2 separate regions of the Homo sapiens genome follow, and region 1 is linked to region 2. Evidence: chromatin loops called from intact Hi-C (ENCODE). Cell type or tissue: PC-3. All regions are shown on one strand. Links, peaks and the distances in the headings refer to the core of each region. The heading gives the core; the rest is flanking DNA. Region 1 has its middle 690 kb from the start of FBXO33. Region 2 has its middle 560 kb from the start of FBXO33.

Region 1 (15,949 bases), core at 6,600-10,599, 120 kb before region 2:
TTGCAGTGAGCCAACATTGTGTAACTGCACTCCAGCCTGGGTGACAGAGTGAGACTCTGTCTCTAAATAAATAAACATAATAAAATAAAATAGGTAAGTGCATGAAGCCATCATAAAACTATCTTAAATTTTTGTTCAAAATTTTAGGATTTCTACTTACAGTATTTGTCCCTAATGCAAACTAGAATTATATAGTTTTAAAACCCATAAAATAAGCCAGTTTTCATTAGTAGATGTTGTGGAAACATAAAACTCTTTCTCCAACCTATGCCCTCTTGTTTCTGGGTCCATAGCTAGACTAACTTTACTAGACTCCTTTGTAGTTAGCTGACTTCAGACTGACAATATGACAAAGCACTAGCCAACAAAATGTGATAACAAATGATATATATTACTTCCTGAAATGTACTGTATTAGTCTGTTGCCACACTGCTATAAAGACATACCCAAGACTGGGTAATTTATAAAAAACATTGGTTTAATTGACTCACAGTTCCGCAGGGCTGGGGAGGCCTCAGGAAACTTACAATCATGGCGGAAGAGTACGAGGCACATCTTACATGGTGGCAGGAGAGAGAGAGAGAGAAGAGAGAGAAAGAGAGTGAGAGCGCACAGACAAGTGAAGGGGGAGGAGCCTCTTATGAAACCATCAGATTTCGTGAGAGCTCACTCACTATCATGAGAACAGCATGGGGGAAACCACCCCCTTGATCCAATCACCTCCTACCAAGTCCCACCCTCAACGTGTGGGGATTCTGGGGATTACAATTTGATATGAGATTTGGATGGGGACATAGAACCGACCCATATCATGTACCACAAAAATCTCCTCCTTTACGTTCCTGGCCTTGATCTTCTTTCTGGCTGGCTTGATGCAGATGACCAGAGCAATTTCAGATACCACATTTTGAGTCTGACAGAACCACAAGCTGGAAGGAGGTTGGATCCCCGAATTGGTGTTTGGACTTTTCAAGATTAAGAAATACTTTCTCAGTGTTTTTGGCCACCATTTATCTTAGTCATCATGTATTTTTAGGTATTTTGTCATTATAACTAGCACAATCTTAAGTAATGCAATGGCCAGTGTACAGCATTTACTATTTTGAACCAGCTGTTTAACTGAGAAACTTCCTTCACAATCACTATTTCAATCACCACCCAGGTTCCATTAGAAAAGAAGAGTGATAGGTAAGAACAGATGCCCTAGAACTAGAACATCTGAATCAAAATCCACTTCCACTGCTTTCTAGAGGTTTGATATTGGATGAATGATTTACTCTGCTTGTATCTCAATTTCCTCAGCATTAAAACTAAGAGAGTAATAATATTAAAGTGGCTTATTATGAAGATTAAATGTTTCATATGTGTAAAGTGCTAAAAGTTCTGCCAAATTCATAGTAGACATGTAATAACTGTTAATTGCTATATTTCTTCTATACTTGACATCACTCAAGATCCAAATATATACATTCAATTACCTAAAGGTCATCCCCACTTAGACGTTCCATGGATAACTTAAACTCAAATTAGTGAGGTTAGGAAGGTATCAGTCAGAATTGGGCAATATTCTGGGCTCTCTTAATGTTCTCAAGGTTCTGGAATTGTACCTACAACAGAATTGTGCAGTGTTATATTTCCTCAATCTTCTGATCTTCCTTTTGTATTGACCTATTACCAGTCAGCAATAAGTATATTGTTCAATAGCCATATTGTCTTTGAATGATTGTCATCACTTTCTGTCATGTGACCTGTTGATATATTATTATTAGTTGTGGTAGAAAGTGCCTAATACCAATATATCTAGCTCAGCTGGCATTTTTTTCACTTTTTAGAATTTAGTGATGGATGTTGAAGATCATAAGATAACAAGACTTGCCAAAAAGAAAATCGTAGTGAAATCTAAAGACAAAGGTAAAGCCATTCTTTTCATTACACAATTTCACGTAATGTTTGTTAGTGAATCCAGTATTTGTTGTACAAAGTTACATTACGGAGGTTGGGCAATGTGATACTGAGAGAAGAATGGTATTATAAGACATATATCTGTACTGGTAAAAAAAAAAGTGTATTTTTCATAAAGGCTTGAGATTTAGACAAATTAGCTAATGAGATAAATACAAACTCACCAATTGTCACATTAATCTTCGGCTTTTTAAAAGTCACCCCATAATCACAATCAAATACATCTATTCGAAAAACAAAGGTAAATGGGTGTCATGATGGACGTAAAAATCTAGTGTAAGGCATCATCTCCTCACATGCCTACTTCACCTAGCTTTGGGGCCTTAATGGGCATCATCTGCATTAACCCATTTACCTGAACTATTCTTTGATAGGAGGACTCTGGAAATCTTCTACACTACACTATACCTGATAAGGAATAATCTGTTGTATTAATCTAGTAAGTAAACAATAAGGCCAGGTGCGGTGGCTCACGCCTGTAATCCCAGCACTTTGGGAGGCCAAGGCGGGTGGATCACAACGTCAGGAGATCGAGACCATCCTAGCTAACACGGTGAAACCCTGTCTCTACTAAAAATACAAAAAATTAGCGGGGCGTGGTGGCGGGCACCTGTAGTCCCAGCTACTCAGGAGGCTGAGGCAAGGAGAATGGCATGAACCCGGAGGCAGAGCTTGTAGTGAGCCAAGATCGCGCCACTGCACTCCAGCCTGGGCGACAGAGCAAGACTCCGTCTCAAATAAATAAATAAATAAATAAATAAATAAATAAACAAACAATAAGTATTTCCTAAGCAATTACTATTGGAAAAGCCATACAAGAGTAATACAAGCAAAAAAGAGTGGCCCTTTCTTGTAATATTTTCAGTCTCGTAGATGTATGAAGATAATTTACCAATAAGACTTCATGGGCCGGGCACGGTGGCTCACACCTGTAATCCCAGCACTTTGGGAGACTGAGGAGGGCAGATCACGAGGTCAGGAGTTCGAGACCAGCCTGACCAACATGGTGAAACCCCATCTCTACTAAAAATACAAAAAAAAATAATAATAAAATCAGCCGGGCATGGTGGAGGGCGCCTGTAATCTCAGCTACTCGGGAGGCTGAGGCAAGAGAATTGCTTAAACCCTCAAGGTGGAGGCTGCAGTGGCCGAGATCGCGTCACTGCACTCCAGCCTGGGCAACAGTGCAAGAGTCGGTCTCAAAAAAAAAAAAAAAAAGAATTCATGAAAAGCATTAAAATGAATAGTAAGGATAATAAATTACATATAATTTCAGAAGAGAGAGAAAGCATTTGGAGTTAAAATGTAATGTAGGTGGTTTGAGTTATGCTCATAGAATGCTTATGATTTATACAGGATAAGGGGAAAAGGAAGAATTTTCCCAGTAATAGCATGTAAATCAAGTCATGGTTAATGGATATCTAATATTTATTGCTTAGAGAAGAGATAGCTTACAAAACTGAAATTTCAAATTACAACAACGTTGTGAAGGATTTTGAATGGACAGTGAAGGAGTTTGGACTACATCCAGTGAATAATACAAAAAGTTATACAAAGTTTCTGATCAGAAATATCGTATTAGAAAAGAAGCAGTTTAAAAGACCTAATTTTGGGAAAGGTTTACAAATAGTAATTAAGAGAGACTAAGATCCTTATCTATGCTAGTCCATTACTTAAAATAGAATGAGAATCTCCATATAGTAAGGTATCACCAACAACCAAGGGCATTAAGTTGTGTGCAACTTAACCAAGAAAAAAAAATAGATACACTTAATTCAAATTACTAGCCCTCTTTTCATAACCTAACCTAAAAATAGGAACATTCTAAAAGAATAACATAAATTCTTTTTATGAGAACAAAATAAATGAAAAACAAAATGCAAAACAATAGATGGGAATTTGTTAAATTGACTGGAACCAAAAGAAGCAAAGAATGTTCCAAAGGGCATAAAATGAAAACAGAAATGAACGTACATGATAAGGCAAAGCAGTGAAGAAGAGAACAGCTATGTTTAACAATTAAGCCAAATGCAGCCTTGCCTTACTGTTCTCTTAATTCACTAAGTACAGACAAGCTTGTATATCTGGGTCTTGCTACCTGTTGTTCTATTCAGGCAGATGTGTTGTAATTCTTAGACACTCCTGCCAAGAGTCCACTCTGGACATCAAAACACCGCAGCCCTAAATGTTTCTGGTAGGCCACTGCCAAATCTTCTGCAGGATCATTATATCATCAGTAACATTAGTGTACCAAAGCTACATAACTAGCTCAGAAACTAATTGTCTAATATGGTAGTGAATAGAATCCAGAGTAATTGGCACAGGGCTCTGATAAGTTTAAAAGGAATGGAACCTCTGGTTTCTTCCTTCCTTTAACTTAACTTCTCTCCCCAGCCCTTATTAGGAAAAGGCTACAGGAGATTTCTAATTAGGAAATGACATTACTTCTGTCAAGAACTAGGGAAGATAAAGAGGAAACAATGAAGGGAGGAGAGGTCCATCATTCATTTTATATTCATTTATATTCTTATCTACTATATATCTTTTATTCTGATTGTTTCCCATGGTAAAAGCAGCCTTAAACAGAGACAACTTGTCTTTCTTGCAAAGTGCCAAAGTGGTTTTTTTTTTTTCTTTTTTGGTCAGGCCTAGCCCAGCTATATGCTCAACTCGGTCAGTATGAAAGGAAGCACAGAAAAAGCAAAGTAATCATTAAATTCTAGAATGACTTTTTACCACTAGAGTACAGGCCCTAAACTAAAGATTATCTACTAGCTGACTTTCTTGTTGCCCTTTCACCTGCCTCTCAAAGGAAATGTCTTTCCTACCAAACAGATGGCATCAGAAGCACTGAAATCTGTCATGGCATAATCTAAGAAGGTAAATGTGAACTTGAGCTAGCTTTAAAGAATTAATCAGCTTTAGAAAGAAAGAAACGATGAGAATGAATCACAGAACATTACTCAGTGAAGCATGAATATGTTAAACACAGGGTAAGGCTTAAAGATTTTCAAAGGTTAATAAGACCAGTTTCTTAAGTGGGGTGGCTGTATATTACACTAAAAGGTAAACATTATCCAGGATGTAGAAAACCTTAGAATCTGAAGATATAAATTCAGCTGCTTTATATGTAGTGTGAAAACTTCACTAAGTCCAGTGTGACTTGTGTAGATCAAAAAAGGAAAGCCTAACCATAAAACCTCTTTCCCACTGCCTACAGTACAATGAATTACACTTTTATGCTGGTAGTAGAAATCTTAATACCCTATTTAATCCTGATCTATTTTTAATCTTATTGGCTCTTTAAGAGGTTTCATATGCATGATATTTTATCACACATTTCAAAGAAGGAAATGAAGTGTTCTTAGCTCCATGTAAGAAAGGAATTAAACCTTGTGATATGAGATAAAAAAATTTATGTAACTACTATAAAAGCACCCACGTGAGGTCCCATAGCGTCTGTTGTATCTGTTTTAGCTCACACTTTGGGGGACTGATACTGCCTCACACTCCTCCATTCTATTTGTCTCTAAATTCCCAAATTAAGCAAGTTGTAATTGGGGTAATTTAGTGCTTTGTAGTGATATTGTTCTCTGGGGAATAGTAAAGACCAGTTTTAACTTCATTATTTTGTAGAGTTAGTGAATAAATTACTTGGATAAAGTCCTATTGCTATAGGTTTTTAAGCTTTTTATATTTTCTGCCTTGGTCTCTAATATATGTTATTTTATAAATGATTCTTCTGATGTGCATTGATGTGAACATTATTTTAAGGCTTAATTTTATGCCTAGCTAGTCAAATGGTTACCTGTCAATAAAAGATATTGATTTTTCCCAAAGTCAAGGACAAATGGGCATCATATATTTAACATTTATGAAAGCCACCCTCCATTTAGTGTCCACTCCTTTAGAATCTTCCTAAGGGAACCAACCCACTTAAGTGAATTGCTTAAACATGTTTCATTCAGGGCTGCTGACTTATGTCTTGCAGTTCCAAAAACCTCTTTCAATATTCCTTCCTGCAAATAACATCCCAGTCCCAGACTGAGTTTTGTGTAGACCTATACAGCATGTAATAGAAAACTCATGATTTCAAGGGACTTTCAACCTAAATGAAAAGACCAAATAGGAAAATTATGAATAAGCTAAACTTAACCTTTGAAGACGACAAGGACCTGAGATGCTGGAGAATAAAAACTTGGCAGGTCCTTGAGTAGCTGAGAGGTTCTGAGGCATAAGAGGTAAGGCTGAAAAGGCTTGTGTGACAGAAAGCTTCACAATACAGTGAATTTGGAAAGTGACGAAGTACATTAGCATATCTAGAGGACAAAAATATATAATCCTCATGTTCCCTTTTACACAATTCTATCAGCCCCTATTTATAGTTTGTAGCTTTTTAAAAAAATAAAATAATCTTGATAAGTTCTTTACAGATGCTTTTAGAACCTCAGATTTATTAGTTTTTAAGTTTTCTCTGACCATGTTTAATTTATTGGGGGGATATCAAGAAAATGTTTATATGTCCTTACAGTTTCACCTCTCCCGCCCCCAACAAATTATTTCATATTAAATTTTAAAAAAAGATCTTACCTCCAATCTGAACAGTGCATCATATCGCTCTTTCCTTTATTCTTCTAATGAATCCTTGAATCAGCTGTTAGTCATTTGATGTTTTACAAATAAGTGTTCTATCATTCGCAATTACTTAAAACACTACAAAACTGTAATTTTGAGGACACATTGTAAAATGTTGTGTATTATTTGCTATCATATTTCCAGGACTCTAAATTGGAAAGGTTGTTAGTTTATGAAAGTGTCATTCCTTTTATCACTTCTTAAGAAGGCAAAGGCCAGTCGTGGAGGCTCACGCCTGTAATCCCAGCACTTTGGGAAGCAGAGGCGGGTGGACCACGAGGTCAGGAGTTTAAGACCAGCCTGACCAATATGGTAAAACCCTGTCTCTACTAAAAATACAAAAAAAAAATAGCCGGGCATGGTGGTGCATCACTATAGTCCCAGCTACTTGGGAGGCTGAGGCAGAAGAATCACTTGAACCCAGAGGTGGAGGTTGCCGTGAGCCAAGACTGCACCACTTCACTCCAGCCTGGGTGACAGAGCAAGATTCTGTCTCAAATAAATAAATAAGAAGGCAAAAAATTTTCCAATATAAAACCACTATGTTTTGCTATGTTTTAATTTGATTGATTTCCTTTGTTTTGTTGTGGAATGAGGGAGGGATGTGTACCAAGGAAACAAGGAGATTGCTAGTTGATCTGCTCTTCTCAGGTTATAGAAATTATTTATTTCAACAAAAGAAAAATATTGTTTTTGCCTAGCATTTGACTTCAGGCTTAAAGAGTGCCATTAGTAGAGTATTAACATCTGGATCTCAAGCTTTAGGCTGTCTTCCATTATTTAAATTTTATCCTTAGGCTTTAGGTGTGTAGAAAACTTTTCTCAGATCTGTGATGTGTTATTGTACATTTGCTTAGCAGTGCTTATCTTAGCTCTCAGAATGGGTCTCTGGGGGTTAACCTGAAAGAGCAAAAGTCACTGAATAAAGAGAGATGTGTCCATCTGAGGATTAATGCCAGAAAATAACATATTTTGAAATAGTTTTGCTTTTTAGAAAGGTCTGCTTTCTGATATGAGATACTTATGTTTTCCTTTGAAAATTACAAGAAAAGCTTCAAGTTTGGGGGCTTTTTTTCCCTCCTGATTTTGACCCAGACTTCAGGTATCAATGTGGTTTCATTTTCCTTTAGGTTTTTAACTTTCTATATGGTGAAAGCATTTTTTAAAGTAATTTCTTGTTTTATTTGTCAAAGATATCCTAGGACAAGAGATTACTTGAATATGTTCTCCTTCACTTCAGTGTGGTACAGAGGAAAACAGGATAGTCTTGGAGCCAGGCAGAATTTTTTTTACCAAACCAATAACTACTCTAGCTGCAGAGTCTGGAGCTGATTGTTTTATACTTGCCAAGCCTTGTTTTTCTCAAATTTAAACTCAGCATAATGATAGTTATTATGCAGACTTCTTGTGGCAATCAAATAATATATTGGAAAGCATCTATCAATAAATCTAGCCTGTAGGAAGCTCTGGGGAGATTAAATGCCCCTGGATTTCTCAGTGTGCTTGTGAAAAGCCCTAGCCTCCAGAGACATGGAAAGGTATATGATGTAAGGTAGGGGATGTACGCTTTCACTTCCTCTAGAATCTTTTTACTCTTCATATAACATGAAAGTTAGATCTGTAGCCCTCTCTCTGGTTAATTGCTCTGAACTACCAGTGCCAAATGCTCTGGACTAGATCCCTGGGCTAAGTCCAAGGTGCCAAGAAGATGTGAGTACTATTTTTCCCTATATATTTACATTTCAAAAATTATGAACCCAACGTCTCCCACAGGAGCTCAGCGTGGGTGCACCTAAAGACAACCCTTCTGGAACATTTCGGGGTGACCACATCCCCACAGAAGGAGGCCCTCTAGGTTCAGATTTGCACAAGGGGTAGAGTCAGCTCCTCTCTACTTGGGACATCAACATTCCTGCAGATTAAAAAAGTGTCTGTTGGATCTGAAGAGCCAGAACACTGAGTCAGAACTGTGTCTGGGAGGTGAATTGCTTTCCTGCTGTCCTGGCAGGGGCTCTGAGGTGGGTCTCATATTTCCCTCTGATAAGACTTCAGTGCATTTCTCTGAGCGCTCCTCCAGCCACCTCTGTCAAGGTGGTGACATCTGCCAACAACTTATTATTGCATTTATTTACCTGCTTTAGCCACAACTGGTTTCTACCCAGGAACACGTCCCCTATTGGCATGAAGCCCGAACTATTCAACCCAGTAAATAAAATATTGGGGTAAAATAAATAAATTAAAAATGCAAACCACGAGGGAATGAGATAAGCTTCAAGAGACCTCTGCCATTCCAACCCCATAGGAGATAATCTGCTCACATACCAGCATATTGCCAGTACAGCCAGTATCTGAGAAAGCCATTATTAAAAGTTTCTCTATAACCAAGGAACCTGTACATGTTCTTCACTCCTAAAAGCATCACAAGCCAAATTAGGGTATAATACACTACACATATTAAAGTCACATCCTTGAGGGGGGGAAAAAGAAATATAAAAAAATCAAATAAAAAATGTTCAGGAATAATTAGAACAAATAGCCTATCTAAATTAGAAGAAACCAGAAAAATAATTCTGGTAATACGACAAAACAGAGTTCTATAACAACCCTAAAAATCATACTAACTTTCCAGCAATGGATCCAAACCAAAATGAAATATTTTAAATACGAGATGAAGAATTCAGAAGGTGAATTATTAAGCTCCTCAAGGAGATACCAGGGAAAGACAAAACCAACATAAAGACATTTAAAAAAACAATTCAGGATGTAAATGAAAATTTTTCTAAAGAGATAGATATTTTAAAGAAAAACTTCAGAATGTCTGGAAATAAAAGACACATTTAGGAAATTACAAAATGCAGTGTAAAGTATTAAGAAACTAGACGAAATAGAAGAAGGAATTTCAGAGCTCAAAGACAAGGCATTCAAATTAACCCAATGAGACAAAAATAAAGAATAAAGAATCAAAAGAAATGAGCAAAGGCCTCCAAGAAATATGGGATTATGTAAAATGGCCAAGCCTAAGAATAATTTATGTTCCTAAGCGAAAAAAGAAAGCAAAAAAGTTTGGAAAACTTATTTGAGGGAATAATTGAAGAAAATTTTCCTGGCCTGGCTAGAAATTTAGATGTCCAAATACAAGCAGCTCAAAGAACTCCCAGGATATTCATTGCAAAAAGGACACCACTAAGGCACATAGTCACCAGGCTACCTGAAGCCAACATGAAAAAAAAAATTCAAAGAAAAGTGAGGCAAAAGCATCAGGAAACCTATCTATAAAGGAAAATCTAGCAGACTAACAGCAGACTTCTCAGTGGAAACCTTACAAACCAGAAGGGATTGGGGTCATATCTTTAGTCTCCTTAAACAGAATAATGGTCAGTCAAGAATTTTGTATCCTGCAAAACTAAGTTTCATAAATGAAGGAGAAATAAATTTATTTTCAGACAAACAAATACTGAGAGAATTTGTCACTACAAGACCAGCCCTAAAAGAAATGCTAAAAGGAGTTCTAAATCTTGAAATAACAGTTTAATATGCACCAGAATAGACCTCTTGAAAGACTCTTGGAACTCACAAGACCTATAAAAAATAACACAACAAAGAAAATAAAGTATCTAGGTGTATTAATCCATTATCACACTGCTATAAAGAACTACCTGATACTGGATGATTTATGAAGAAAAGAAGTTTAATTTACTCATAGTTCCACAGGCTCCCCAGGAATCATAGCTGGGAGGCCTCAGGAAATTTACAATCATGGCAGAAAGTGAAGGGGAATCAGGCATGTGTTACCATGGTGAAGCAGGAGAGAAAATGAAGGGGGAAGTGCCACACACTTTTAAACAACCAGATTGCCTAAGAACTCACTATCACAAGAACAGCAAGGGGAAATGCACCGCCATGATCCAATTGCCTCCCACCAGGTCCCTCCCCCAACATTGGGAATTACAATTCAACATGAGATTTGGGTGGAGGCACAGAGCCTAACCATATCACTAGGTAACAATTAACATGATGAATGGAAAAGTACCTCACATTTCAATGTTAACATTGAACATAAATGACCTAAATGCTCCTCTTAAAAGATAAAGATTAGCAGAATGGATAAAAAATTACAAACCAAATATCTACTATCTTCAAGAGATTCATCTAACATGTAAGGATTCATAAAAACTCAAGGTAAACGGGTTGGAAAAGATATTTTATGGAAATGGAAACCAACAATAAGCAGGAGTACTGAGAAGAATTGGTACCAATCCAAAAGACTGAGAAAGAGGAAATTCTCCCTAATGAACTGAAGCCAGTATCACCCTGATACCCAAACCAGGAAAGGACATAACCAAAAGAGAAAACTACAGACCAATATATTTGATGAACATAGATGGAAAAAATAAACCTGATGAACACAGATGGAAAAATCCTCAACAAAATGCTAGGTAAATGAATACATCAGCACATCAGAGAGGTAATATACCATGATCACGTGCATTTCATCTTAGGGATGCAGGGATGGTTTAACATATGCAAGTCAATACATGTGATATACCACATAAACATAATTAAAAACAAAAACCATATGATCATTTCAATAGATGCAAGAAAAAGCATTTGAAAAACATCCAGCATCCCTTTATAATAAAAGCCCTCCACACACTAGGCATAAAAAGGACATATCTCAAAATAATAAAAGCTATATATGATAAACCCACAGGCAACATCATACTGAATGGGGAAAAGTTGAAAGCATTCCCCCTGAGAACTGACTCTAGGCAAGGACACCCGCTTTAAATACTTCTATTCAACACAGTACTGGAAGTCCCAGCCAAAGCATTCAGGCAAGAGAAAGAAATAAACGGCATCCAAATTGTAAAAAAGGAAAGTCAAACTACCACTGTTCGCCAATGATTTAGTTGTATACCTAGAAAACCCCAGACTCCTCCAAAGGACTACTAGATTTGATAAATGAATTCAGTAAAGTCTCAGGTTACAAAATCAGTGTACACACATCAGTAGCACTGCTATATACCAACAATGACCAAGATGAGAATGAAATCAAGAACTCAATCCCTTTTACAATAGCTGCAAAAAAATTAAAATACCTTGGAATATGCTTAACCAAGGAGGTGAAAGATCCATACATGGAAAGCTATTAAACACTGCTGAAATAAATTACAGATGACACAAACAAGAGAAAATACATTCCAGACTCATGGATTGGGAGAATTAATATCATGAAAATGACCTCACCGCCCAAAGCATTCTAACAATTCAATGCAATTCCTATAAAATATTAAGATCATTTTTTACAGAATTAGAAAAAAAATTCTAAAATTCATATGGAACCAAAACAGAGCCTGAATAGCCAAAGCAATCCTAAGCAAAAAGAACAAATCTAGAGGCATGACATTACCTGACTTCAAATTATACTACAAGTCTATAGTTACCAAAACAGCATGGTATTGCTATAAAAGTAGACACTGGACCAGTGGAACAGAATAGAGAACCCAGAAATAAAGCCAAATACTTACAGCCTTACTGCTTTATCTTTGAAATAGATAACAAAGATAACGAAACATAAATTGGCAAAAGGACATCCTACTTAATAAATGGTGCAGAGAAAACTGGATAGCCACATGTGGAAGAATGAAATTGGATCCCTATCTCTCATACAAAAAATCAACTCATGATAGATCAAATACTTAAATCTAAGACTTAAACCATTAAAACTCTAGAAGACAACCAAGGAAAAGCTCTTCTGGATATTAGTTTAGGCAAAGAATTTATGACTAAGTCCCCAAAAGCAAATGCCACAAAACCAAAAATAAATAAATGGGACCTAATTAAACTAAAAAGTTTCTTCATAGCAAAACAAATAATCAGCAGAGTAAACAGACAACCCACAGAGTTGGAGAAAAAGACTAATATCCAGAATCTATAATGAATTCAAATCATCAAGAAAAAAAAAATCCCATCAAAAAGCAGGCAAATGGCATAGATACTTCTCAAAAGAAGATACAGAAATGGTTAACGAACATATAAATAAAATGCTCAACATCACTAATCATCAGGAAATTCAAATTAAGACCACAATGAGCTACCACGTTACCCTTGCAAAAATGGCCATTATTAAAAAGTAAAAAAACAATAGATGTTGTCATACATGTAGTGAAAAGGAAATGCGTATACATTGCTGGTGGGAATGTAAATTTGCACAACCACTGTGGAAAACAGTATAGAGGTTTCTTAAAGAAGCAAAAGTATTCAGTTTGTACAACAGTAATTGTGGGTTTTGCCATTACTTTAATAGTAAAATTACTTTAATTAATTACTGCTGCACTAACCTATCTATCAGCAATCCTGCTCCTGGATATCTACCCAAAGGAAAAATCATTGTATCAAAAAGACTCCAGCATGTATATGTTTACTGCAGCACAATTCACAATTGCAAAGATATGGAACCAACCTAAATGAGTGGATAAAGAAAATGTGGTGTATGTGAAATATATATGTCTATCGTGTGTGTGTGTGTGTGTGTGTGTGTGTGTGTGTGTGTATAATTTTCTCTGTGTCTCACCTTTGATAAACTTTGAAATTTGTATACAGAAAACATTTGACCTGGCTTTCACAGAGTTACCCCTGGACTAAAAATCAAAGTGGGAGAAAAACAGATGAATGTTATATGCTTTTTAAATTGATAATAATGTTTGTGATTTAGAATGCCAGTGTGTGCATTCAGTGAAAAATGACTATTAAAAATCCAGCAGTGGCCATATCAGTGTTTTAGAACATTTGCTTAAATAAAGGAATCTTGGATTCAGTCATCAGGTTAAGAGAAGTCTTGGCTGGGCGCGGTGGCTCACGCCTGTAATCCCAGGACTTTGGGAGGCCAAGGCGGGCAGATCACGAGGTCAGGAGATCGAGACCATCCCGGCTAACACGGTGAAACCCCGTCTCTACTAAAAATACAAAAAATTAGCCAGGCGTAGTGGCGGGCGCCTGTAGTCCCAGCTACTTGGGAGGCTGAGGCAGGAGAATGGTGTGAACCCGGGAGGCGGAGCTTGCAGTGAGCCGAGATCCCGCCACTGCCCTCCAGCCTGGGCGACAGAGCGAGACTCCGTCTCAAAAAAAAAAAAAGAGAGAAGTCTCAAGTGACGTTTCCAGAGTCATATATTTCTGCTTTTGTTAAAACATCCACAATATTAATCCAGTAGTGACCAGAGACTCTGAGTCTCAACATCATTAACACACACAAACACACACACAATAGTTCAATGATATTACCTAGGTGAAGACAATTGGATGCAAAATCAGTTAATCAATATTAATTTATTTGAATGGAAATGCCCAATAAATGAAAGTATGATCATGTATATCTAAGCATAGGTTCCTGATACCTAAATATAGTTTTCAAACTGTCAATATTGTACAAAGATGCTCAATGACTTTGCCTTTATTACATCTTTCTTCTATGCTTTAGGAGGTGGTTCTGGGAAAAGATATTTTATAAGGTTACAAAAGCTTATTGCTTTAAAAACTTCAGTAGTCTTAAGAGATGGCATCTTGATGTAGAGTCATATTCCCAGAAGCTTTAACAATGCAAAATATGGGGTACTGTAGTGACCTTTTAGTTACACCCATAGCTTCCAGGATACTTCCTGGGAAACAGACAAGCAGCATACTCCATCTATTGCTGACCTTGAGCTAGTTACTCATTCACAAAAGTTCTATTTGAATTCAGTGTTGGCATTCATACTTGAATTTAGAGTAGAAACAGGGACACTGCATGCATATAAAAATGATTAATTTCTGAATTCAATTAACTGATAAACTGTTTCATTGTTCTTTTAGGTGTTTTTCCATCTCTGGTTTTAAAATTTAGTTCTTGTTTTATAGTTTTTACTAAACTTTCACAAATTAATCTTCTAAGACAGTTTCTTTCTTGATGGTATCTGTTTTCCTCAGCCTACAGAAAATTTCACTTTATCCATTGAATAATAGGTATTGACTGCATTCTATGTGTATAACATACTAGACACTAGTGAGAACACACAGGTATAAAAACTATTGAGAATTGTATAGTCTCATTGAGAAAGCAAGTCAGTCTCAAAAGGATATAGTGTTGTCTATAAATTCTACAGAGGGTCAGACAAGGGGAGACAGTTGTGGATCTCCATGATCATGGAAGTCTTCACAGCAATGGGAGAAAATATTCCCAGCATGCAGTAATAGAGTTTTTAAAAAATTAAAAGGCAAGAAAAAAAGTTGTCTGTAGGCCCCTGAGGCAATAGTTGTTGCTGGATCACATGGTTAATAAGATAAAGTGGAAAACATATTATTACAAAATACATCAAGACCGGATTACAGAGTCTCATTAAAAAGGGCCAACAGAATATTTTAATAATTTAAGCAACTGCGAGTCTGTTAATCCGATTAAAAATAAATTCTCCAAAAGCCAACACTGAAGGCTTTATCCTGCTAACAATTTTTTTTTTTTTTTTTTGAGATGGAGTCTCACTCTGCAGCCCAGGCTGGAGTGCAGTGGCGCGATCTCAGCTCACTGCAAGCTCCGCCTCCCAGGTTCACGCCATTCTCCTGCCTCAGCCTCCCGAGTAGCTGAGACTACAGGCCCCTGCCACCACGCCCGACTAATTTCTTTTTGTATTTTTAGTAGAGACAGGGTTTCACTGTGTTAGCCAGGATGGTCTTGATCTCCTGACCTCGTGATCCACCCGCCTCGGCCTCCCAAAGTGCTGGGATTACAGGCATGAGCCACGGCACCTGGCCTATCCTGCTCACTATTTGAGAGCTGACTACCCTCTACTCCCACTCGTCATTATTAATTACTCAGATGACCGTGAAAACAAAATTAGTTGTTCTCCCCCTACCCCTGCTGGCTGCCCTGGTACTGGACTTGGATTCTTCAGTGTATTATGCTAAAGAAGATCTGGCTCCAAATATCAGCCCTATCATATCACATAGCCCTGGCTGTGTGAGCTTGGATGTGACATTTGAATAATTCATGAACGTCAGTTTCATTGCCTATAAAATGGGGATAACTGTTATCTATCTGAAAGAGTGGTTTTGAGGATTATATAAATAATGGCAAGCACCTGAAACATGAAGGAAAACTAAATTCTTATTTCTAGAATAACTGCTTTCCTTTAAAATGAGTGACTCTTTGCATAATTAGCACAGATCCACAGCTCTCTTCCACACCTTGCAAGGAAAAGGAGGAGATTCCTAGCCCAAGAACTATTGTTCTCGCTATTCCCTAAGAGCTTCACTTTCTGCTGCTGGCAAAGAAACATGCAGAGAGGGAGTGATTCTGGTGTCTGCAATGCCCAAGGATGCT
Region 2 (15,949 bases), core at 4,019-8,018:
ATCTTTTTAAGATTCCTAAATTTGCCTCACATTATTTCTTAGTACACATTGATGTAAATTCTTACGGCAACCTAAATAATTATCTTCAATAATATGTCCTGTTGGTCAAACAAGATCCTTCTCCCCCAACCTTCCACGTATTCAAGACCTTTCCCCAAACCCAGCTGCATTTTTGCTCTTCAGCAGTTTTATAAAACTGGGTAGTTGAAATGTTATCCTGCATACAGACCACTGTCTTTACCACAGCCATTACTTGCCACAGTTGGCTATATAAGGAATAGTGCTTGTTCCGGACACTACAGCTAGCACGTGTCAGATTTATCTTGCTTCAGTATTTTACTTTTGATGGAAATTATAATAACTTGGTTGTTACTCTAAACTCTTTCCTTCCTAAGGTCACTAAGTACCAAAAACAGGTTAATGCATGTGGTTGGGGGTTTTTTGTTGTTTCTTTAACAGTTTACATACTACTATAAAATTTTGTTTTACTCCTTAGAGAAAATGTAACATTTTTCCAATATAGGAGACGCTCTCTTCTTCTAAGATTAAAAATCATAATAAATTATGCCATTCTTCACCTGACAATACATCCCCAAGACCACTTACCCTTAATGCTTGCCAAAAAAAGACTGACAGTAGAGTGTTATTTTTTATGATTTTATGGAATAGATTTGCCTTAAAATCAGACGCCATATAGTAAAAATAAAAATAGTATCTGTCGAGCACTTAGTAGGTGCCAGGCAATGAAATCCTGGGCCTCAGAGAGGTCAAGAGGCATCCCCATGGCTGTGCAATTAAAATGTGTGGCAGAAAAAGAACTCAAATCTAGGATCTGGCTTCAAGGACCAGGTCTTTAACCACTGCTTTATAACCTGCAAGATCTGAATTTCTATAACACCTTATGATTTAAAACAAAACTTTAATACATTATGATCCCCAAAACACCAGTGATGTCAGAGCAGACATTTGTAATTAATAAGTGATGAAGTCAAATTTGCTAATTTCAAGGACCATTTTTATGAATTTTCACCATGGATTCCAGGAACTTCATGAATGTATTTCAAAAGACATTATCATAGAAACTGAAAAAAAATAGTATTGAAATGGAATTATTTATTAGAGTCCTCACAAGTGACTCACTTAGCACTGTATTTCTGATTCAGTTAAGAGTATATATATTTTGGCAGCAATCATTGCTAAGAACTCTCTGAGCTGGTACAAAGCGTCCAGTTGAGCTGATGAGTTTTCCACCTACGAAGAGCATCTCCTGGGATTCAATATCTCACTTGTTGGCTCCAGCCATAGGCCATGTCTTCCCCTAAATCCTGTAATCCAACACTTGCCTCCCCTCTTCCTTCAAGGTCTAATTCCCTAAATATCTAGAGAGAAAAGGAAACCCCCTCATCCATTTCACTTGCAGGGAACACTTTATGTCAGACAAGGGGACAAAAAGTTCATAAAGCTTATTCTAAAGAGGGTCACATGTTAGAGGACAAAAGTAGTTCAAGAAATACCACTGTGCACCTGCTCGCATTTCTGCACATAGTAGGTGTGCGATAAGAGTTGGTTGATGAAAATTGGGCCCAGATATCTTCCTTAGGCCTATCATACTCCTTCTAGCTCTTTCTTGGTGTCTCAAGTGGCTAGGTAAAATTTTTATTTTTTAAAGAATCAAGAGGGAAGATTCTGGGCTACAATTCCTAATGATGAAAATTAATTTAAAAGGCACAGGGGCTGACACAAAGACAATATATTAACACAATGCAAAATTCCCCCAGGGAGAAATCTCCAGGAGGTTTGGCAAGATCTCTAGTTTAAGATTTCTCCTGGGGGCTGCAGGATGGACTCAATCCTGGCTTTCAGCTACATGCCTTATTTGCTGGTGACTGGACAATGACAGACCCGGAGACACCTCGGGCTACCCCAGGTCCTACTGAAAAGCACACTTTCCTTTTTTTTTGTTTTGGTTTTTTTTTTTTTTTTTTTTTGAGACGGAGTCTCGCTGTCGCCCAGGCTGGAGTGCAGTGGCCCGATCTCGGCTCACTGCAGGCTCCGCCCCCCGGGGTTCACGCCATTCTCCTGCCTCAGCATCCCGCGTAGCTGGGACTACAGGCGCCCGCCACCTCGCCCGGCTAACTTTTTGTATTTTTAGTAGAGACGGGGTTTCACTGTGTTAGCCAGGATGGTCTCGATCTCCTGACCCCGTGCGCCCGCCTCGGCCTCCCAAAGTGCTGGGATTACAGGTATGAGCCACCGCGCCCGGCCGCACACTTTCCTTTTCAAACCATGCCAGGAGATATGAGAGTTCTCCAAGGGTCCTGTGTCTGCAGCGACCACCAGAAATTTGTAGATGTTTCTGTCGGGGCTTTACTGTCTATAGTTACAAGACAGCTAACTGAGCCATGACCACTTATTTCACAGTGAAGTGGATGCCTTTGAGGGAACTTCCTTTAGAAATCGACAGGCCTCCATGTTCACTGTAGTTATGCAGTTTCATCTGCTGCTCAAGGAACACAATTTCAGAATGAGAGAGTTCATCTCAGTGCAGGAGAAAGGAGCAGAAACGGAAGCTGCAATTTTTAATAATAATTTTCTCCTTTCTTCCATCAAAGACGCCTAACTGCTTATCAGAGCTTCTGATCAGCATGAGATACCATTACAGAATTATCAACTGAGTGGATATAATTCTATTATGGAGGAGTTATTTGACAGATGAGTGAGTTCATGTCACCTTATCATGAATAAATATTAGATTTTTGTTAGACTTTTTAAATAATTGGAACATCTCAGAGATTCTTTACTATATTCTCAAACTTCAAGGAGCCCAGGAATGCCAAGCTGCCTCCATCAGCACAGTTAAAACAAGGCCTTCTACATTTAAAATTGCTGGTAAGCTTTCTGAATATGAAAGAAATGCCTTTTGTGTGGAGAGCCAAAAGCAAGTATAATCCAGATGTGAGCTGAAGCTATCATCTGCTTTATGATTTTCTCTAGCCTCTATCTCATGTCTAGGGGAAAGGCAATCCCTTCAGGCAGAATTTTGCCGAATTTGCCAATTTTGCCTGTATTCTGTTACCTCTAATTCTGATTTCCTCTCCTGCTAAATTCATTGTTACCTGTGTTTGACCCAAAATATTTATTCTCTCCTCTCTGCTCAGCACAATCTCAGATATTATAACACTTTTTCTCTGATTCATCAAACACCATTTGATCAAGAAATTTGTGTATATGACAGATACTGCCGAAGGTATGTGTGGAGCAAGATGCCTGTGATGACAGCTCCTGACAAGAAACACCAAAAAACTGAGTATGGACAATCCTTTCATCATCCCTCTCCTAGGTTTCCACTCTTGAGTTCTCTACTGTCCACCACTTGGTATTGTTTTTCTGACTCTCTCTTTTTCTCTCCTGGGTTTACTCCCACCTTCAAATAACCACTTATTTCTGATGCTGAGCAGTCCAGCCATCAGTATCCTTCAAAACCATACCCTGGAGTGCTCTTGCTTCCCAATATAAAGAGGTATCTCAAGGTGTTTGTTAAAAAACGCTCATCTATGTAGGAGAAAAAGCTTGCCACTCCCTTGGGGCAGAGCAGCGACCTTCAGGGTAACTTGTAAACAGCTCTATTTTCCACTCTGTTCTAAAAGAGTTTTGTCAATCAAACAAAATGCAGGTGTTAACAAAAAGTCAACTCAAAAGTGCAATATAATTCCTTGACAATCATACTATTGTAATATCTGTCTTGGTAAGTATAACCTAAGCCAACAGCTGAAATAATTTATTCATTTATAATAACATTATAAACCATGACTTAAAAAGAAAAAGCAATGTAATCTGGCTATTCACTTTTCCTTAAATTGCTACTTTTTTTAACCTTAAAACAGTGGTGCGTTTGTCATGCCTTTAATCAGATTTCCATAATATTTCTGTGAAATGCAAGATTTAAGCCAGAAGTAAACTACAGAAAACCAATTTATTTTATTATTTATCATTAACTAAATCATATTATACAATGGCTATAAAAGTAACAGCTTTCTTGAGCTTAATTCTACCAGCTGATGATATGTCTAAATATTATGGGGGGTCGAGGTTGCATACACATGTGTGGGTACGTGTGCACGTGCATGTGTACTGAATTCATGTGGTGGCACGTGAACATTTAGAGTGTTAGCCAAAAGTTATATTTTTACGGTTTCTTTATTTTACTAAAATCAAACGAAAAGATTATTTGGTTAAAGTTTTGCTTATCATACCTACTTGTATTATCTAATACAACATCCTCCAGTAGCAAAGATGTCATTAAAAGATGACATCTTTTAATTAAATATGATGCTCATATTGGACCTAAACAAAAGAGCATTCTAAAGCTATCTGTTTAGGATAAAAATTTGGTGAATAAAATCAACATTGTTGCAGAACTGCAATGTTTGCTCATACCACAAAAATTGTAATTTTCTTGAACAGCATGCATTTCAATTAATATTTATGAAGTCCTCAAATGTGCCTCTTAACTGAAGCAAATTTTGTATTCATAATGGTCTCCCACAAAGGCTTTGGCCAATAATAATATAATACTACATGTCTCAGAATTTACAAGCATTAAATTAAAATGTAACTATAGTTTATAACATGCCAACGAAGCACACCAACTAGACAAGCATAATCCAGAGGATTATATCAGTCTAGTATTTGGCTATTCAGGGATTTGACATCCAAAATTTGTGTGTGGGAGAAGCAACTTGAGAGCATATTTCATTCAGAACCATTGCAAAAAGTACAGGTAGAGTTCTTGTCACCTCACAACTTATCTTTATTATGTACATACCATGAAACCCACCAGATGCAGGGTCTAGTGTTTTAGATGCAGCAATAATTGCAACATAAGCAGAAACTTTAAAATGTAGATGAATCCAACGGTAATATATTAATATTAAATTGAGATATCTTACAAAATATTTTTTCGGAAGGTCCTTTGACAAATGTTTCATACAGCTAACTGCAGGATTCCATTATCACAAAGAAAAAACTATAGACTCTATATTCCTAATACATTCTTAATACATCCAGAATTCATCCATTTTTTGCCACTTCGCTGATAGGCTAAATCATCATCTTGGCTTGTGTCTCCTACTTCTACTGTTGTGCATTCCCCAAAGTCTATTATTAACACAGCAGCCAGAATCATCTTTTAAAAGTCAAGTCAGATCAGGTCACTCCTTTGATCAAAATCTGCAACTGGGCTGGATGCAGTGACTCACGCCTGTAATCCCAGCACTTTGGGAGGCAGAGGAGGGTGGATCACCTGAGGCCAGGAGTTCAAGACCAGCCTGACCAACACGGTGAAACTCCGTTTCTACTAAAACTACAAAAATTAGCCGGGCTTGGTGGCACACCCTTGTAGTCCCAGCTACTCAGGAGGCTGAGGCAGGAGACTCACTTGAAACTGGGAGGCAGAGGTTGTAGTGAGCCAAGATCGAGCCACTGCACTCCAGCCTGGGTGACAGAGTGAGACTCTGTCTCAAAAAAAAGTAAAAAATAAAAATAAAAAATAAAACATGCAACTGATTCCTTCTCACTGCTAATAAGAGCTGGACAAGGTCCAACATAGTCTACCTGGCCTCAATTCCTACTTCACTCTTCTTTGCTTACTCTGCTAGCATCCACAGCAGTCTCCTCCAGATCCTGACACTCGCTGGACAGGCTCCCACCTTGAGAATTTGCTGTACAATTTCCTCTGCCTGAAATGCTCTTTCCCCAGGTATCCTCTTGGCTAACTCCCTTACTTCTTTAAGATATATTTGATCAACCTCACCTTCTCAATGAAGGCCCCTTCACTATTTAATATAGCAACATGCCAAGCCCCAAGCCTCTTCCCCTCGCTGTACTCCTGATCCTATTTATCCCATTTCAGTTTTCCCACAGTATTTTATCGCCTTTTAAAAATTTATATATTATATATTATTTATCTTGAATGTTAGCTCCTTTTTAGTTCACTAATGTATCCCCACACACAAACTTTTTTTTCTTTTTTTTAAACAGAGTCTCACTCTGTCACCCAGACTGGAATGCAGTGGTATGATCTCAGTTTAGTGCAACTTCAGCCTCCCATAATCAGGCAATTCTCATGCCTCATTCTCCTGAGTAGCTGGGATTACAGGCATATGCCACCATGCCCAGCTAATTTTTGTATTTTTAGTAGAGATGGGAGTGTCACCATGATGGCTAGACTGGTCTCAAACTCCTGGCCTCAGGTAATCCACCTGCCTTGGCCTCCCAAAGTGCTGGGATTACAGGCATGAGATGCCTGCCGGCCCTAATGTATCCCATTTCTAAATACGCTGGGCACTCCATAAATATTCACTGAATGTTGAATGAATGAACATGTGATATGAATGCCACATGAGAAAGCTTCTCGTCACCAACACAGACAGTATAAAAGCTTCATGGAAAAGAGTTGTTTATATCACTAAGTATTCAAACTTAAGTAAATGATATAAGATGGCCCTCTATAAGTGCCAACAGACATCCTGAAATATCCTTCCGGAAACTAAGAATAATTTACTCTCTATGCATAATTTCTGATAGCCTTATAATTTTATAATTTACCATGGAAAAAACAGACACTAGGATCCCTTGGATACTGATATGGTTTGGCTGTGTGCCCACCCAAATCTCATCTTGAACTGTAGCTCTCATAATCCCAATGTGTTCCACTGGGAGGTAACTGAATCATGGGGCGGGTTTTTCCCGTGCTGTTCTCGTGACAGTTAATAAGTCTCAGGAGATCGTTTCATAAAGGGCAGTTCCCCTCAACAGTGGAGGACATGAGCAATAGGCTTAGGATGATGCATATGTGAGGCCCCAGTAGTCTGAAAATGTGCATAAGATGTATCTGACACATAGTTCAGCCTTTAAAAACAGTCCTGCTAAGTTACTAAAAGGATAATGTCTCAGGATTTGCCTAAAACTTTTGTCCTTACAGACATTCTTTCCTATATTTATTCTTTGCTCATTTTTAAGTAATATTTTCTGTTTCCCATAGAATAAGGCCAGGGTATTTGCCTGTCTTGCAAGACACAACCCATAAATTGCATCTAATTTTCCCAAGGAAGCAACCCAGAAGCCTGAATTAAACAACACCCAGAGCACAGATGAACCAGGCACTATCACACATTTTATCAATTCTAAACATTTTTCTCTGAGAATATTAAATCATTTTGATGCAACTCCCCCAGAATTATCTCAAATTACTTTTTCAACTAAAATTATTTACAAATATCTGCTAGATGTACATAGTACAAAAGTATGATAGTTACAATGGAAAATGCAAAAGTATTAGCAAGAACTATTTCTCTTCTTCTCTATGTATATTTTGTATTTTCCAACGTATTTAAACATAAAGTATATATTATTTTTATACTAGAAAAATAATAAAAACTTGTAAGATGTGATTATAGGGAGACAAATGGTTTTTGTATTGTAAGGAGTTCTAAGGTTCAAAACGTTGTCTCTTTTGTTCATTGCTATTGGTTTATGGTTGTTTTAATTAATGAGAGGAAACATTAAATTAGAGCCACTAATGAACTTGGAAAAAAACTATCTTTAAAAGAAACACAGCCCATAAACTAAAAAAAGAATTTAAAGTGTCCTGGATTTGCCATGAATCTTATAGTAAGTGACAAAGCTCAGTGGTAAAGGGTTCAATTCATCAAGAAGAGCTAACTATCCTAAATACATATGCACACAATACAGGAGCACCCAGATTCATAAAGCAAGTTCTTAGAGACCTACGAAAAGATTTAGACTCCCACACAATAATAGTGGGAGACTTTAACACCCTACTGACAATATTAGACAGGTAATCGAGACAGAAAATTAACAAACATATTCAGGACGTGAACTCAGCTCTGGATCAAGTGGACCTGAGAGATATCTACAGAACCCTTCAGCCAAAAACAACAGAATATACATTCTTTTTATCATCACATGACATTTACTCCAAAATTGATCACATAATGGGAAGTAAAACACTCCTCATCATATGCAAAAGAACTGAAATTATAACAGTCTCTCAGACCACAGCACAAACAAATTAGAACTCAAGATTGAGAAATTTTTCTCTCAAACCCATATAACTACATGGAAATTGAACAACCTGCTCCTGAATGACTCTTGGATAAATAATGAAATTAAGAAAGAAGTTCTTTGAAACTAATGAGAAAAAGAGAACAACATACCAGAATCTCTGGGATGCAGCTAAAGTACTGTAAAGAGGGAAATCTATATCACTAAATGCCCACAAGAAAAAGCTAGAAAGATCTCAACTTAACAACCTAACACCTCAACAAAAGGAACTAGAGAAAAAAGAGCAAACAAACCCCAAAGCTAGCAGAAGACAAAAAATAACCAAAATCAGAGTCAAGCTGAAGGAAATAGAGACATGGAAAACCCTTCGAAAAATCAATGAATCCAGGAGCTGGTTTTTTGAAAACATGAATCAAATAGACCACTAGCTAGACTAACAAAGAAGAAGAGAGAGAAGAATCAAATAACACAATCAGAAATGATAAGGGGGATATCACTACTGACTCCACAGAAATACAAATGACCATCAGAGAATACAATAAACACCTCTATTAACATAAACTAGAAAAAAAAAATTTCCTAGACAAATACACCCTCCCAAGACTGAACCAGGAAGAAACTGAAGCCCTGAATAGACCAATAATGTGTTCTGAAATTGAGGCAGTAATAAATAGCCTGCTGCCAAAAATAAAAGCCCAGGACCAGACGGATTCACACCCAAATTCTACTGGAGTACAAAGAAGACTTTATACCACTTCTACTCAAACTATTCCAAAAAATTGAAGAGGTAGGACTCCTCCCTAACTTATTCTATAAGGCCAGAATCATCCTGATACCAAAACCTGGCAGAGATACAAAAAAAAAAAGAAAACTTCAGGCCAATATCCTTGATGAATATCAATGCAAAAATGCTCAATAAAATACTGGCAAACTGAATCTAGCAGCACGTCAAATAGCTTAAGCCATGAGCAAGTTGGCTTCATCCCCAAGAGGCAAGGCTGTTTCAATATACACAAATCAATAAATATGATCCACCACATAAACAGAACTAAAGACAAAAACCACTTGATCATCTCAATAGATGCAAATAAAAGGCCTTTGATAAAATTCAACATACTTTCATATTAAAAACTCTCAATAAACTAGATATTGAAGGAACATATCTCAAAATAATAAGAGCCATATATGACAAACCCACAGCCAATATCATACTGAAAGGGCAAAACTGGAAGCATTCCCCTGAAAACTGACATAAAACAAGGATGCCCTCTCTCACTGCTCTTACTCAACATTATATTAGAAGTTCTGGCCAGGGCAATTGGGCAAGAGAAAGAAATAACTGGTATTCATATAAGAAGAATGGAAGTCAAATTATCTTTGTTTGCAGATGACATGAACCTATATCTAGAAAACCCCATCATCTCAGACTAAAAGCTTTTTAAGCTTATAAGCAACATCAGCAAAGTCTCAGAATATAAAATCATTACGTGGAAATCACTAGCATTCCTATACACCAACAACAGGCAAACAGAGAGACAAATCATGAATGAACTGCCATTCACAATTGCTAAAAAAAAAGAATAAAATACCTAAGGAATACAACTAACAAGGGAAGTGAATGACCTCTTCAAGGAGAACTACAAACCATTGCTCAGAGAAATCAGAGGATACAAACAAATGGAGAAACATTCCATGCTCATGGATAGGCCAAATCAATGTTGTGAACATGGCCATACTGCCCAAAGTAATTTACAGATTCAATGCTATTCCATTAAACTACCATTGACATTCTTCACAGAATTAGAAAAAAATACTTTAAAATACATATGGAACCAAAAAAAAAAAAAAAAAAGGCTGACTAGCCAAGGTAATCCTAAGCAAAAAGAACAAAGCTGGAGGCATCATGCTACCCAACTTCAAACTATACAACAAGGCCACAGTAACCAAAACAGCATGGTACTAGTATAAGAACAGACACATAGACCAATGGAACAGAACAGAGAACCCAGAAATAAGACCACGTATCTACAGCCATCTGATCTTTGACAAACCTGACAAATACAAGCAATGGGGACAGGATTCCCTATTTAATAAATGGTGCTAGAAGAACTGGCAAGTCATGTACAGAAAATTAAAACTGGAATCCTTCCTTACACCATTTACAAAAATTAACTCAAGATAGATTAAAGACTTAAATGTAAAGCCCAAAACTATAAAAACTCTAGAACAAAATCTAGGCAATATCATTCAGGACATAGATATGTGCAAAGACTTCATGACGAAAATGCCAAAAGCAATTGCAACAAAAGCAAAAATTGACAAATGGGATCTAATTAAACTATAAAGCTTCTGCACAGCAAGGAAATAATCACCAGAGTGAACAGTCAACCTACAGAATAGGAGAAAATTTTTTCAATCTATCCATCTGACGAAGGTCTAATATGCAGAATCCATATGGAACTTAAACAAACTTACAAGAAAAAAACAAACAACCCCATTAAAAAGTAGGCAAAGGACATGGACAGACACTTCTCAAAAGACAACATACATGCAGCCAATAAACATATTTTATAAAGCTCAACATCACCGATCATTAGAGAAATGCAAATCGAAACTACAATGAGATACCATCTCATGCCAGTCAGAATGTCAATTATTAGAAAGTCAAGAAACAGATGCTGGTGAGAACGTAGAGAAAAAGGAATGCTTTTACACTGTTGGTGAGAATGTAAATTAGTTCAACTGTTGTGGAAGACAGTGTGGTAATTCCTCAAAGACCTGGAGACAGAAATACCATTTGACCGAGCAATCCTATTGCTGAGTATATATCCAAAGGAATATAAATCGTTCTTTTAAAAAGATGCATGCACATGTATGTTTATTGCAGTACTATTTACAATAGCAAAGTCATGGAATCAACCTAAATGCCCATCAATGATAGAATGGATAAAGAAAATGTGGTACATATACACCATGAAATACTATGCGGCCATAAAAAGGAATGAGATTATGTCCTTTGCAGGGACATGGATGGAGCTGGAAGCTGCTATCCTCAGCAAATAAATGCAGGAACAGACAACCAACACCACATGTTCTCACTTATAAGTGGGAGCTGATTGATGAGAACACATGGACACGTAGGGGGAAACAACACACACTGGCCACCTGTGGGGTGGCAGGGAGACTATAGGGAAGAATAAAATGGATGCTGGGCTTAATACCTGGGTGATGGGACAATCTGTGCAATAAATCACCATAGCACACGTTTACCTGTGTAACAAATCTGCACATCCTGCACATGTACCCCAGAATGTAAAATAAAAGTTGAAAGAAAATTACGTATTCACCACTGCTCGTTCTTATATTAAACAGCATAGTACAAATGCTCAAAAAGTTATCTAAACTAGTTATTGGGAGGTGGCTGAAGTCAGAGCACTGAAGTAGACTGGAATATGCTGGCAGTGAGTCTTCTTACATTAGACTCTCCTAGCTCATAGAATTTAAAAAAATATGCATTGTGTATTTTAAATAGAAAAATATATATGTCACATTTTACTCTTGATCATTTTTACTTTTAATTAATGTTTTAAAGAATTTTAACTTTTCTACACAATAAAAAGCATTTCAAAACTTAAGGAAAAAGAGAGACAAAGCTTAAGCAGGATATGCATAGCATAAGCTCTAAAAGACATAAAAATGAGCATCCATAACAGTCCCCTCACTGCAGGTACACTGTGCTGGGTTTGCAGGACGTATTTTAACTTAAAGGGCACTGAGTTAATCCCTTGTGCTCAGAGACCTTCAAGGGCTGGCAGGTGGAATTTCTCATGTACAAAAACACTGTAACACAAGAGTGTACTTCTACAATGAGAAGTATCAGCTTTCAGAGTCTACATTACCTCTGCTTCCTTCACCATGAATAATCATTAATGATCCATGGAACTCTCAGTAGGATTGCAGGTGTGCCTCTTTGTGCTAGTCAGAATGTCATATAATCAAAGAGCTGGAAAGGATCTTCAGGACTCGCTAATGCAGTGCTTCCTTCTGGAAAATGAGACCCAGGAAGAATAAGTACTTTTTTCCTAAAATGTTCTATACAAAAAAAAAAATCATCAATGTATTAAGATAGTTTGCCTCTTAATTCCATAGCCTATGCTTTTATTATTGTAAAAGATTAATAAACTCCACACAAATAAATATATAATTTTCTCAAAGACAAGTCAACTTTAACATAACAACACTAACTCCAAAACTAACATATATACTTGAAAACTAAGATTGTGGAAGTGAAGACCTACATTATTGACTCAAATTTAAGAAAAATCTCCTATCCTTATACCAATGAAAATCCACCCCCCACCACCAAATAATCATCTTCCTTATTCTGGATTCAAATTTTAGCTTACAGATAAGAAGCATTTGTCCACACAGTACCAAACTCCATTTAATGTACCAAATAAGAATGTCACAGATTGGCCAGCTTTGAAATCACCAATTAATGAAGTGCTGTGAGAAGAGAAAATTAACATTTTTCTCAACTTGTTTTTGCCAATAATCAAAGCTACAATTGGGATAGTTAGTAACTCCATATTACCCTTTCTAGCACAAAAACAGACACGAAGTATAACAAGTTAGCACTTGGTTCTAATAAAGCATGTTTTCACTGAACCACAAAGTGAAGGATGGAAGGCATATAAGCTTCGCAAAACAGAGACCTGGGATCTAGCACTTGCTAGATGTGAGATTCTATGTTAGGTAATCTCTAACATAACATTTCCCTATCTATAAAATGACAAGGATAATGTCTTAAATGAGATGGTGTTACCAAAGTTGTTGGCCCAAAGAAGGTACTTAATATAGGTAGATATATATTCTTCATATGTACTCCAAAGGGTAAGGCCACTTTATCTCAGTTTGAAAAGAAAAACTGCATTTGTTTTATACATTTTTATAAGCAGTTTTATTGAGATATAATCCATATACCATAAAATTCACCCTTTTAAAGTGTACACTTCCATGGGTTTTAGTATATTTACAGAATTATAAATCATTAATGAAATCTAACTTTAAAATATCTTCATTACCCTAAAAAGAAATTCTGCGCCCACTAATAGTTACTCTCATTCCCTTCTCCTACTTGCTAAGCCTAGGCATTCACTGATCTTCTTTCTGGATGTACAGAGTTGCCTTTTCTTAGCATTACAATATCAATGGAATTATACATGTTTTCTTACTGGCTTCTTTCACATCATGTTTTCAAGGTTTATCCAAGCTACAGAATGTCAGTATTTTATTTCTTCATATTGCTGAATAATATTCCACTGTATTGATATGTTACATTCTAGTTTTCATCAGTTGATGGATATTTGAGTTTATACTTTGAAGTATTATGAATAATGCTGCTATGAACATCAGTGTACAGGGTTTTATACTGGCATGTTTTTATTTTTCTTGGTGTTATATATAAGAGTAGAATTGCAGAATGCATGTACAGTAATTCAGTAGTTAATATTTGGCTATGCACCAATGAATGAAATTTCTGAATCTAATTATGATAACTCTGTTTACCCACTTGGAAGTACAGTCAAACTGTCATAGTTCATTCATTTGAAATTGTTTCTATAAACAAATATTTTCACTGTAGTGCCATTAATTTAAACACAGCAGCTACATAGGCTCTTTGAATCAGCCAGATCTAGATTACAATCCTGGGTCTGTCACTGATTTGCTTCGTGAATATTAAGTTTCTTAAATTCTTTCAGCCTCAGTTTACTTATTCTTAACACCTACCTACGAGAGCCACTGTGAGCATTAAATATAACCATACATATAAAAGAACCAGCAATGAATAGATTTCGATAAATATTTCCTTTCCCTCTTCCCTTCCTTTCTAAAATCTACATTTACTTAAAGAATGCCTGAGCTGTGGTGTTTGGTTTCTTAGTGTAACAATGCCATCTGCTGGAAATGCCAAAATGGTACTTAAGAGGAAATGGATCACACAGAAACATTAAAGGTGAAGTTCTACTATTCCTGAAATCAAAGCAACATTTTTCTCACTCTATTTATATTTAAAGGTGCCTCACTCTCTACATATATACATGACAATTTTCTTAAAATCATTCATGATTATATTAAGTCCTTCAGTATATCAAAGGGGTAAATTACTAGTAGAAACAACTTGCCATGAGTTAAAGTTGTTTTCTTAATAATAAATTTTCCTAAGAACTATAGTTTGCTTTCAAATGTTTGTTATAGATCTATGAATTTAGCTATGAACTTAGATTTTTTAATCATCTGGGAGCCTTGTTACTAACAAAAAAATTATTTAAAACTCTTAGATCACAATACTTTTATTTCACAAGAAGTGACCCAAAGGATGACAAGTCAACTATTTTTCCTAGAAGTAAAGAGAACATGTACTTTTATGGAGTAAAACTGTCTTTGAAAATTTTCTAATTGTGTAAAAATAGATGATTGATTAGATGGACTAAAACATAGCACATACTTATTATGGAATACTAGTCATTAAAGATCAAGTCCTCAAAAATGTGTAATAATATATAAAAATCATGATTTGTTATATATGTGGATTAAATAATTATATTATAAAACAATGTGTATACTTGATCAAAATTTTGTTCAGATAAGTAAATAGAAAAATTATAAATAGGTTGGTAGCCCCAAATGGTCACCAAAATGTTGATGATGGTTTTTATATATTAACTGTGAAATTAATGTATTTTTTTCTTTATGTATCTAGAACAGAATTCTTGAATTTCCTGCGATAACTGGCATTGTATCACAATAACTTTTTTCTTGCTTATTGGGACATATTCATATGAGTCCTAATCATTTTCCTTAATATCTTTACAAGCTATATTTGGTAAAATTTTAAGTTATTTCCCTTTAAAATATCCTTCCCAGTTCTTGCAGATTGCTTGGGTGAAAATTAATAATTCTTCGTATAGTCTTCTTTCATTAACAGTAACCCAAGATGTGACCTGACATATAACTAAAGAAAAAAATCCCTAAGTACTCAAAGTTACTGTGGAGGTTTTATCATCAAGAGATGCTGTCCTTCCAGGAGTTCTGTAGTGTTCAATGCTGCAACGACTCTTGATTTTTATGCACTTTAAAGACTGAGGAGAAGTCTAAACACAGTCGGAAAGACAAAGAAACTTTAAATGTGCTCAGCATAATGACATAAACATTTTCCCCTATTTGTCAAAGGGTAGTTCTGCAGGATTACAACCACAGTAAAGAAAATGTTTGTATTTGAAACATGGATTTTGGTTTTGCCATTTGTGTATGTGTAAGTAATCCACTGGACACCAAAAAAAGAACGGAGAAGGATATGGATACCTCACTAAATAGCATCCTCCAAGGGACTAGATTTAGAGGGCTAAAGCCCAGCCTCACAGTCTGTTGGGAGATGTCCATGTCCCATCATAGGAGCAAGGAACGCATCCTATGGCAAGACAGTCATGTGAGGGGGTGGGATTTGCTACAGGGGCATGGAGACCTCCATGCAGAGTTTTGAAAAACAAAGCAGAAGAGACGGTCCTGAAAGCAGAAGAATCTGAGGTACATCCACGAAATCTGAAATAAATTTAACCCTTTTATTCTCTTTCCATGGCTCACGAGTACCATGATATTTCAACATTTCATTAAATATTTATTTTCGTGTCTCCTACACAGTAATCTCTACTAGATCAACTCCCTCAGTAAAACCTGTAATAGCCATATAGACTTGGAAAACAGTCAATTAGAATTAGCAATGATAAAACAGAACTGAGGCTTTCCCACATTCATTTCTTTAAGACCCAAATGTGGTAACAGCAAAATGAGAGGAATGGAATTC

Evidence for each region. A loop is a pair of places that touch in the nucleus more often than their neighbours do. Peaks named below come from ENCODE experiments on the same cell type or tissue, not always from the same donor. Only the 100,000 strongest peaks of a DNase experiment are listed, where the experiment ranks them.
Region 1: it touches region 2 in a loop (4-fold over the local background); 1 of 110 quality-filtered maps calls a loop at or near these places.

What each region holds. Positions count from the first base shown.
Region 1 is chr14:40,112,176-40,128,124 of GRCh38, reverse strand. No RefSeq gene overlaps it. Among named protein-coding and RNA genes, the nearest start is that of FBXO33, 690 kb to the right of the region's middle. RefSeq lists an enhancer at 5,133-5,212. In PC-3, for the core only: no CTCF peak of the experiment used is centred there; a DNase peak (open chromatin) is centred at 8,624.
Region 2 is chr14:39,987,240-40,003,188 of GRCh38, reverse strand. No RefSeq gene overlaps it. Among named protein-coding and RNA genes, the nearest start is that of FBXO33, 560 kb to the right of the region's middle. In PC-3, for the core only: no CTCF peak of the experiment used is centred there; no DNase peak of the experiment used is centred there.